2 separate regions of the Homo sapiens genome follow, and region 2 is linked to region 1. Evidence: read pairs that join two places in POLR2A ChIA-PET (ENCODE). Cell type or tissue: Panc1. All regions are shown on one strand.

Region 1 (5,000 bases):
TTTTCCTGCTGGTATTGCTCAGCTATTTTAAATATTGTTGGTTATTGACTGAATTACAGATATTTCTATATCTTTATCTGTATCTATAAATCTTCATATATTTTATCTGGCTCATCCTATGAAAGAATATTTAATAGCTGTTATCTCTATTCTGGCCCCAAAAGAATGTGTTCTTGAGAATTGGACAAATGTGCAAAATCCTATGAGACACACCAAATAAGAGTACATAATAAAACCTCTCCTTTTTTTTCAGTCTTGGTGAGATTTCCCCATATTAGTCTTCTTTGTGGATATCAAGTGCAGATACTTTTTGTAGACATACAACCAAATGTTTCTCATTGCCTCTCCACCTTCTTTTTAAAATAAACTCACTTTACTTGTTGAATTGAGCACAGTCATTGTGTGGCCTTGTATCTAATGCATATCCTTTTTCCTTCCAGTTGAGAGCCTGCACAATACTTAGTGCTGCCAATAAGGGGAAAGTGACTGTTTTGCAAAATAATCAAATTGGATTATCCAGTGTGTAAATAGGCACTCAGTCTTTTTTTCCCATGTAAATCAGGAAAAGCAATTTGTTTTTGCAGAAAAAAACCTGCAACGCTGCTCACGGCTCCCCCATCTTGGCTGGCATTGGGAGTTCATTATAGGTGAGGAAAAAGAATTTGTTAGCACCCATACAGCTGAAGACAGTAATTAACTAATTTGCTTCCATTTTTCTGCAGTTTAAACATAGGTATTATGAAAAATATTCTGTTGAGTGACTTGAAATCTTGTGATTCATATTAAGATAATAACATGAGCTGGGTTACTAGATTCTTAAAGATCCATTAAAAAAACTATATGCAAATTTGCCCAATAATTTATTATTTGTGTGTAGTTAGAATCAGATTTGTGCATCACAAGGATGAATTAAACCTTGGTTTCTTTCAGGAAACAGTGGGTCAGGGTTGCCATGGTGTAAATTGGCATCATTTGAAATGAAAAGCCATATCACTTCATTTGTGCATTGAAGAAAATTGCTAATTTTTAAGAACTGTTTTCATCTTATGAGAGTAAATCAGAAATGTGGTTAAAATTAATATTAGCAATTTAATAGTCTTGGACACCCATACTGATTAGGGCTCCTTTAATGATTGCTAAGAAAGTGGAATTATAAAATAGTAGAATTAAAAGGAATCTTAGCAGTTATTTTGACCTGTGAAGCAGTCAAACTCAGAATTATAGTTTAGAGTGCTGTGTAGTTCTTGGACAAAAGAATTCAGGTTTGCTTCATTTTAGTTTAGGGCCTACTCCACTCACTGTAGTGAGAAAGAGATGAGGCATAAAATAGCCACCTATTGAAAGAGATGATATCCAGAACTGCTAGATACTATATGATATAAGTTTATAAGGTTTAGGGTTTAGTTTAAAATGTATAATGAGCATACATAGGTATGACTCATGCTTATTGTCACCTGTTTTCTCTTTTAACAGTATCAAAGGTAGACATTTTTTTCTTTTTATTCTTGCCTTCCATTAGCCCAGTTGCAAGTCCTGAACAATGAAACACTGGAAAATGAAAATTTGAAAAATATTAAGTTCTATTAGGGGGAAAGTTGTAGTCTCTAAGTAGGTGGTCTTGAAGAAGGAGAAGGAAGAGGAGAAGGAGGAGGAGGAGGAGAAAAAGGAGGAGAGGGATTAAAGAGAGTGAGTATTGGGGGCTGATATGTAGAAGACTAATCTTTGTATTCTCGTGTATCATATAAGCTACCTTGGTTAGGTTTTCTAATCTCCATTGCAGAGACTAATATAGATGGAACCCATGGCATCTGTAAAGTGATATTTGTAGATCTCCCTGAACTAGCAAGGGCAGCAATATTCTAGATGTGAGTGTGATTATGAATGTTTCTTGGCCACCTCTATCATTGCTGATCCTCACGTTTGATGTCTCAAGCAGTATTTGTAACCACAGATTATGACTGGTGCACACATTTCTAAGAAAGTGGTATTTGTGGATCTCCCTGAACCAGCAAGGGCAGCAAGCTCTCTGACGCAAACCACGGTGTCCCCATGCAGAATAAAGTAAGGACTGTTAAAATAAACAAACAAAAAACCAAACTGAGCAGACTGCCAATAAAAAGGCAAAAATCACATCTTCCCATAGTTTTAATTTATGAGGGCAAATTATAGGGGATAAACTAAAAATAAAAGACATTTAGTGAAGTATTTTGCATAATATTGTATTTGAAAGTGCAAATGGCATGCTTGTAAGGGAAGACAGAGGGGGAAAAAAAACTAGTAAAAGAGCATTGTGCTAAAGCCTGCAGGTAAATATTAGGCTTTAAGATGAAAAGCTACAATTTGGAAAAGTGTTATTGATTGGAATTTTCTCTGCAAGCATCATTTTAGGACGCATCTATAGGATTTATTCCATACAATAGAGGCTTGCAGTCACCGTGTCAGGATCCGCCTTGCTTGGGCATCAGACTTCAATTAGATAATGACCATGCCAGGGAGTGAATAGCCAGAGAGTCATTCATCTTCCTCTGTACGTGACATAGTGTAACGGGTGTTTCTGACGATCCGTGCACATTGAATTAGGTCATTGCTGAGTTTGTCGGCTTTGAGAGAGTCTGTGCATTTACATGTGATGATTTCACCCCCCTTTCCTTCCCTCTCCTTCCCCTCAAACAGCATCTATTGTTCTGGAGCCCATATTGTACTGGGATCTGAATTTATGTCCGTGGATTATAAGCAAGGGACACTACCACAGACCGTAATCAGCTCATTAGCATTCTGCTCATGTGAGCCAGTGTGAGTACAATTTTCGATGGCCTAATGTGACAGGTAATCATAAATTAGTATTTGCTTTAAAACAACAGCAGAGTACACAGCCTGCATGCTTAAGGAGAATGACTCAGTAAGTAGTACAGCTCTGTAATGAAGTGGGAGCTCATTAAACAGATGCTATCTACTTCACTGAGCTGCAGAGGCAGCAAACAAACCAAACGGAAATGTTTCAACAGAACACTGCAGTCAACCAGGACAAGTTCAGGTTCATTAGCTGTGGCACAATCTACAGGAATTACTCACAGTAATAATTAAACAGTTGCTTGCTAATTTATCATTTTACATTTGTTACTACATTTGCATAATGTGTCCCCCCATCTCTGGTTATATTAAAATGACCCTATCTGTGTGTGAAAAATGAAAACCATGTGGGTTTTTGTTTTGATTTGTTTTTTTGAAAGACTTATCAGAAGTAGCCTGTATTTGGCAGTTAGTTGGTAATAACCTTGTTGTTTACTTCAAATATTTAAGCTGTATCTTTATTATAATATTGGCATTGTGTCATTTTTAACAAGCAGCACTTAGGAGGCCATCCTGGGAGGAGATAAAGACCCAGACTTGTCCTTAAGCGACTAAGTGGCAAGCAGGATAAAATAGGAACTTAGCAGCCGACATAGCTAAATTAACCTGCTGTTGGGAAGAGCTTGGCATGCAACTCTGTAATTTCACTGTCCAAAAATAACAAAGCCATGGAGTGAGACTTAATGCAGAGCAGACGTCAGGAGTAGTTTTTCTGTAGATTCCTCAGGTTGTGTCGGGATGATCTGCTCTTCTTCAGAAACAAAGTCATGTGGTCTCTTTTTTGTGAAGCAGTTGCTTAAAGCCGATAAAATACCAAATTTCACCTTGGTTAGACAAGGATTTAGAGGGAACTGCTAAACACCATGGTGATTAGCATTAAAATGTCTATGAAGCCACAGGATTCAAGGGGTGGGGAGTGAGAAGGTTGTTGGGGGTAGACGTGAGGCTGGGAGAGCCAAATTAAAAGCAGAAGGAGAGAGACTGCTCCTTCTATATCGTGGCCATGTTTGGGTTGGTTGGTGATGCGGTGATAAATTATTCAGTGGAAGCAACACAGAACAAGGACAATTTTTTCAATTTTAATTAATTATCACTTATTGTTATTGATATGAATTCCCTTTATGATGTAAAATAAACCATTGAATGCTTTTTTTGTGTTCTCATTCTTTTGTTTCTCAGGGAACTTCAGTTTTAGCAGCAGCCTAGAAGTGTGTCTGGGGAAGTAAGGGTTATCTTGAAAAAGCTTTGGCTCTGTGGGCTCTGAGAGATAGAAACCTAGATGGAGGCAAACACCAAAGACAAATTTTACTTATTTGCTTATGTTTGGCCAAAGTTGGAGTTCAGCCAGGGATAGTACTCCTTTCTTCCCTCTTGATCTTGGTTGTGTCCCTTTGGAAACCTAGCGTTTCTAGCAGTGCAAACCGATGAGGTATTCTAAGGTTCTGAAATCTTTATGAGAGTGTATGTGGGTAGAATCTACCTTCTTATAGTGCACTGTGCGAGAATGTGAAGACATTCAGAAAACATTAGTGGCCAATTAAAAATGAAGATGTATAAACCGAGGAGAGACGTGAAGCACGTTATGTTTATGACAGAACACACAGGCAATGCAAACTGCCATTTAGTGTGTTGGCAAGGGCCATTAGAGCTTTCTCAGGAAATCAAAACATACGCCTTGTAAAGAGTTTTAGAATATGCATATTGCCTCTGTTTTGTCAGTAAATTTAGGGTAGTAGAATATTAATTTTTAAAAATGTTAAATAATTCACTGCAGTGGTCATTCGCATTTTATCTGTTTCAACAGCATCTTTTCCTTTCAGTAGTTGTTCCTCCCTTATCCAGGGAGGCTAGAAACCACATGGCCCCCTATCCCATGCCCCAGGAATGGGCATGGTACCCGGCCTGGCTATCACAGTACACCATTCCCCTGGCTACAGTGATTGAGTCAGGTACGGACATGTGACCCAACAGGCCCATTCGAACATTTCCTGAGAGTATTACTGGAGCTTTTGAAAGAGGGCTCCGTGTCATTGAGGACTGCTAGCTCTAGTGCTCTGAGCTGCCATGGGCTGTCTTTGACCCCAGGTCGAAAGAGCTTGTCAAAAAACAAATTCGATGCAGAGAAAAACTGAAAAGAGAGACAGAGAAAT
Region 2 (5,000 bases), 110 kb after region 1:
TTCAGGGGTACATGTCCATGTTTGTTATACAGGTAAACTCATGAGTTGGGGGTTGGTGTACAGATTATTTTATAACTCGGGTACTAACCATATTACTGGAGATGTTTTTGGTTTTTTTTTCTGAACTTCTGTCTCCTCCCACCCTCTATCTTCAGGCTCTGGTGTTTGTTCTTCCCCTCTTTCTGTCCATTTACCTCCCCGTTATAACTGAAAACATGCAGGATTTGGTTTTCTGTTCCTGTATTAGTTTGCTAAGGATAATGTCCTCCAGTGCCATCCATGTTCCTGCAAAGAACATGAGCTTGTTCTTCATTTTTGGCGGCTTAGTATCCCATGGTATATATGTTAAAAATACATTTGCATTCTTATATTTACCACATTTCTTTCTACAGATCTAGGTTTTAATTAGATCTAAGTTTTAATTAGATAATATTTCTCTTCAGCCTGAAGTACATTTTAAGCATTTTCTGTGGTGCAGTATACCAGAGAGAAATTTTCTCAGGATTTGTCTCTAAATATTTATATTTTGAATTCATTTTTAAAGGATTATTTTTCTAGACATAGAGTTATATTTGACATTTCTTGACACTTGTAGATATCTTTCTATTGTCTTTTGGCTTATGTTGTTGCTCATAAGTTTATTATTCTGACTGTAGTTCACCAGTAGGTAATGTATCTATTTTTTTCTGAAGGCTTTTAAGACATTATTTTTTTCTGTTTATCTTTAGTTTCACAGCACGTTGACTGTGATATACCTAAACATCCTATTTATATCCTGTTCTGGCCTGTGATCCCTTTTGAGTTAATTTTTGTATAAGATGTAAGGTATGGGTCAAAATACATTTATTTCTGCATATGGATGTCCAATGATTTTAAGACCATTTGTTGAAAAACTATTCATTCCCTATTACATTATCTTATTTCGTTTGTCAAAAATAAATTTCCAATATATATGTGTGTGTCTATTTCTGGAGTTTTGATTATGTTTTATTGATTGTGTGTTATTTATGTATATTAACTGTGTATTTATTGTTTTACAATAGGATGCTTTCTTGATTACTATAGCTTTATATAAAACCTTAATATTAGGTAGTGTGAGTTTCCAGCTTCCTACTTCCTTTTCAACATTTTGTTTATACTAAATTATTTCATTTACATTTACATTTTAGAATGACTGGGATTTCACGTGCATTAAAGCTATTAGTGTATTTTTTTAAATTTGGATTGCATTAAAGCTATAGCCCAATTTGTGGAGAAATAACATCTTAAAAAGTTTTAGTCTTAAATCCATGAATATGGTGTGTTTTTCCATTTATTTAGGTCTTCTTTAAGATTATTCAGTGATATTTTACATGTCTTAGTATGCAAATCTTGCACATATTTTGCTAGACTTATTTCTAAGTGCTTCATATTTTGATACAATATTAAATTATATCGATCTACTTTTTGATATCAATTCCTAAGTTTTTTGTTCATGGTATATAGAAACACAAAAATATTTGTACATTAACTTTGAATCTTGCAAGTTTGCTAATTTTACTTGCTGACTTTGGAAAAAAATTATAGGTTATTTGGTTATTTGGAACTTTCTACACAAATGTTCATGTTGTCTATGTATAAATAGTGATTTAATTACTTCTTTCTAATATGAATGCTTTGTATTTATTTTTCTTTCCTATTACATTTGTAGGACTATCATGACAAAATGGAATAGATATGCTAAGAAAGTTCTTGTTTTATTCCTGATCTAAAAGAGAAATAATTCAGTTTTTTACCTTGAAGTATGATTGTTAGCTATTGGATATTTGTACATTACTTGTATCAAGTTGAAGAAGTATTATTTATTTATTTATTTATTTATTTTAGATTCAGAGGATACATGCACATGTTTCTTCCATGGGTATATTGCATAATGGTAGAGATTGGGCTTCTTTTGTACTCATCACCCATGTATTGAATATTGTACCCAACACGTAATTTTTCGGCTCTCAATCCCCTCCCATCTTCTCCACTTTTGGAGTCCCTAGTGTCTACTATTTCCATCTTTCTGTTTTTGCATACTTATTGTTTAGCTCCCACTTAAAGGTGAAAACATGAAATTTGATTTTCTGTTTCCAAATTAGTTCATTTAGGATAATGGCCTCTAGCTCCATCCATGTTGCTGTAAAGGACGTGATTTCATTCAAGTTGAGGAAATAGTTTATATTCCTAATTTGCAGACAGACTTTTAACATAAGGTGGAGGTGAATTATGCAAAATACTATTTTCTACATCGATTGAGATAATCATATGGTTTTTAGCATGGTTGATATAATAAATTACATTGATTTGATTTCAAATATTGAGCAATTTTTTTTTATCTTGGAAAAGATCTCATTCATTTGTGTTATGTCACTTTTGTTATATGTTGTTGGATTTATTTTTATAAGTTTTATTAAAATATGTATATGTTTATGAGAGATATTGGTGTGTAATTTCCTTTACTTATAATATTTGGTTTTGGTAAGAAGGTAATGCTGACCTCATAAAATGAGTTGGAAAGTGCTTCTTGCTCTTTAATTTTCTGGAAAATTTTGTGGAGAACCATCATTGTTTTTTCCTTAAATGTAGAATTCACTAGTAAATCCAACTGGCCATGGAGTTTTCTTTGTGAATTTCGTATCTTTAATATATGCAGAGCTATCAAGGCTATTTTTAAGTGAAGTTTGGTACTGTATATCTTTACAGAGATTTGTCCATTTCACTGATGGGCATATGCATATTTATAACATTCCCTTAATATCTTTTTAAATATATGTAAGATCTATGTGATATTCCCTCTTTCATTCCTGATACTAGTAATTTGAATCTTCTGTCTTTTTATCCTTGGTCAGTCTTGCTAGAAATTTATGATTTTTATTGATCTTTTTAAAGAATCAGCTTTTAGATTCATAGATTTTTCTCTTTTGCTTTTCTGTTTTTTATTTCACTGATTTTTGCTCAGAGTTATTGACTTCTTTCCACTAAGTTTGGGTTTGTTCTGCTCTTCTTTTTCTAGTTTAAGATGGAAATTACATCATTGAGTTCTCTTGTTCATCTAAGTTAACTATTTAAAGTCATAAAGTTTCTTCTAATCACTGCTAAAGCTTCATCCTATATATATTTATATGTAGTGGTTTTGTTTTCATTCAATTCAAAATATTTTTAACTTTCTCTTCAGATTTCTTTTTTGACTCATAAGGTTTTCATTTGTAATTTTTTTACAACTCTTTTGCTTAATTTTATCACGATAATTTTGAAATCTCTTTCTGTTAATGTAACTATTTGGGCCATTTTGCCACCTCCTTCTTGGGACTATATTCCTCTGTTTACCATGTGTTAACATTTTCTTGATTCTTCACAGGTTTCATAATATTTGATCATATGCCAGTTACTAGTTTTATGATACATTTTGACATATGCCAACCAGTAAGTATTATTAACCCCCTGAAAAGGGCATACCTCGTTGGTCATGTTGCCACTGTGGAGGGCTGAATGCTACTAATCTGCAGTTAAGCTCAGTTGGGGTTGTGTTACAGCTTTAGTTAAATTTAGTTTATTATTGACCTTAAATGGTTTGAGTGTGGAATCAGCACTTATTTTTTCCTGCAGTGCCTGGGATCTGAGCACTAGCTAGATTTTAGGTATCTCTTTATGCTTTGCATTCTAAATGCCAGATCTCTTTCTGTTTTATAAGCTGATTGACAACTTTATGGATCACTGGGGAGTTGTCTTGTTTTTGTTTTTGTTGTTTTCCTGTGCAGTCCTTCCTAGCTTTTTGGGTCCTGAAAGACTCTGTCAACCTGGCTCCTCTGACCCAGCATTCAGCACTGATGCTTCAGCATCAGTGAAGGTGCAGCATGCCTTTGAGAGACTTCACTCCTTCTTCTGCCTGCCCTCAACCTTCAGCGGGCTATTGCTGGGTGTTCTGTGAATGTGTGGGGTGCCTGGTCAGGGAGGAGTTCTCTTAGTTTTCTAGCTCTACTTTCTGCCTTCAGCCCATAGCAGCGAATTCTTATAGTAATGTGGAGGAATTTCCCCTCAACTCTCCTGTTCCACCAATAGGCTTCAACGCACCTCTCCCATGGCCGTCTTTAGGCTTTCAGGAGTGTTATTGGGTGGGTGTAGGCTTGTTCTGTGACTGGGGACCCTTGGGATTCTAATCCCATGCAGGGACTGTGTAGCCGAGGTATGAGGCCAGTTCTCCCCAGGGGACTTTTATTGGCTCTGAGTGTCAAGCTTGATTCCTCAAAGGGAAACACACCCTTGCAGTCAAAGACTTGCTAAAATAACCAGTTTTTCTAATTGTGTCCTGTTGAAGAAGGAAAATAGATTCTTATTCCACTGATGCAAACAACTATATTGCCATAAGTTAAAGTGCTCACTGACAGTTTCCAAATTCTAGAGGAACTAGGCAGAGAGAAACAAACATGCTCCAATTTGTTCACAGGAGTATACCTTACTCAATTATTGAAGGCCATAAGTAGTTCAAAATAAATTTTCTTGACTCTGAAAAACAAAACAAGGATCAGCAATATTCCAAGTAAGAGTCAAAAAGGTTGCTTTAACTTTCTGCATGTAGTCCATTTAGTTAACACTTGTTTTGCTTGATGGTTGTAAATATTTCAGTTCTTCATGAGTCCCATACATTCTTTCTCTATCCCAATGTTACAACCTTCAAAGCTATTAACAACCTGTTAAAGTCCTAATATAGCTTTATTATCTTTTCAGAAGGAACAAAGCAAGACAACAATGGTCTACAAATGACAAAGTTTACTGGGCAGTTATAGCTAAAAACATGACTGACGAAGTTTAGTTATCTCCGTGGTTTACAATAACTTCACCCTTAATTATGATTGTAGTAAATACTCAGACATTAGAATTTTAGAAATCCATACAATTTTGGAACATATATTAGTATTATTCACCAAAATAAAACTTAAAGAAGATTGGACATACTTTGGCAATCTCATGTGACTAAA

What was found. ChIA-PET counts read pairs that join two places held together with the same protein. Peaks named below come from ENCODE experiments on the same cell type or tissue, not always from the same donor. Only the 100,000 strongest peaks of a DNase experiment are listed, where the experiment ranks them.
Region 2: POLR2A ChIA-PET joins it to region 1 with 6 read pairs; 1 of 35 experiments calls an interaction of 5 or more read pairs at or near these places.

What each region holds. Positions count from the first base shown.
Region 1 is chr5:123,811,492-123,816,491 of GRCh38, forward strand. No RefSeq gene overlaps it. Among named protein-coding and RNA genes, the nearest start is that of CSNK1G3, 300 kb to the left of the region's middle. In Panc1, no CTCF peak of the experiment used is centred here; DNase peaks (open chromatin) are centred at 2,710 and 3,510; H3K4me3 peaks cover 1,459 bases; H3K27ac peaks cover 5,000 bases.
Region 2 is chr5:123,921,990-123,926,989 of GRCh38, forward strand. No RefSeq gene overlaps it. Among named protein-coding and RNA genes, the nearest start is that of CSNK1G3, 410 kb to the left of the region's middle. In Panc1, no CTCF peak of the experiment used is centred here; no DNase peak of the experiment used is centred here; H3K27ac peaks cover 867 bases.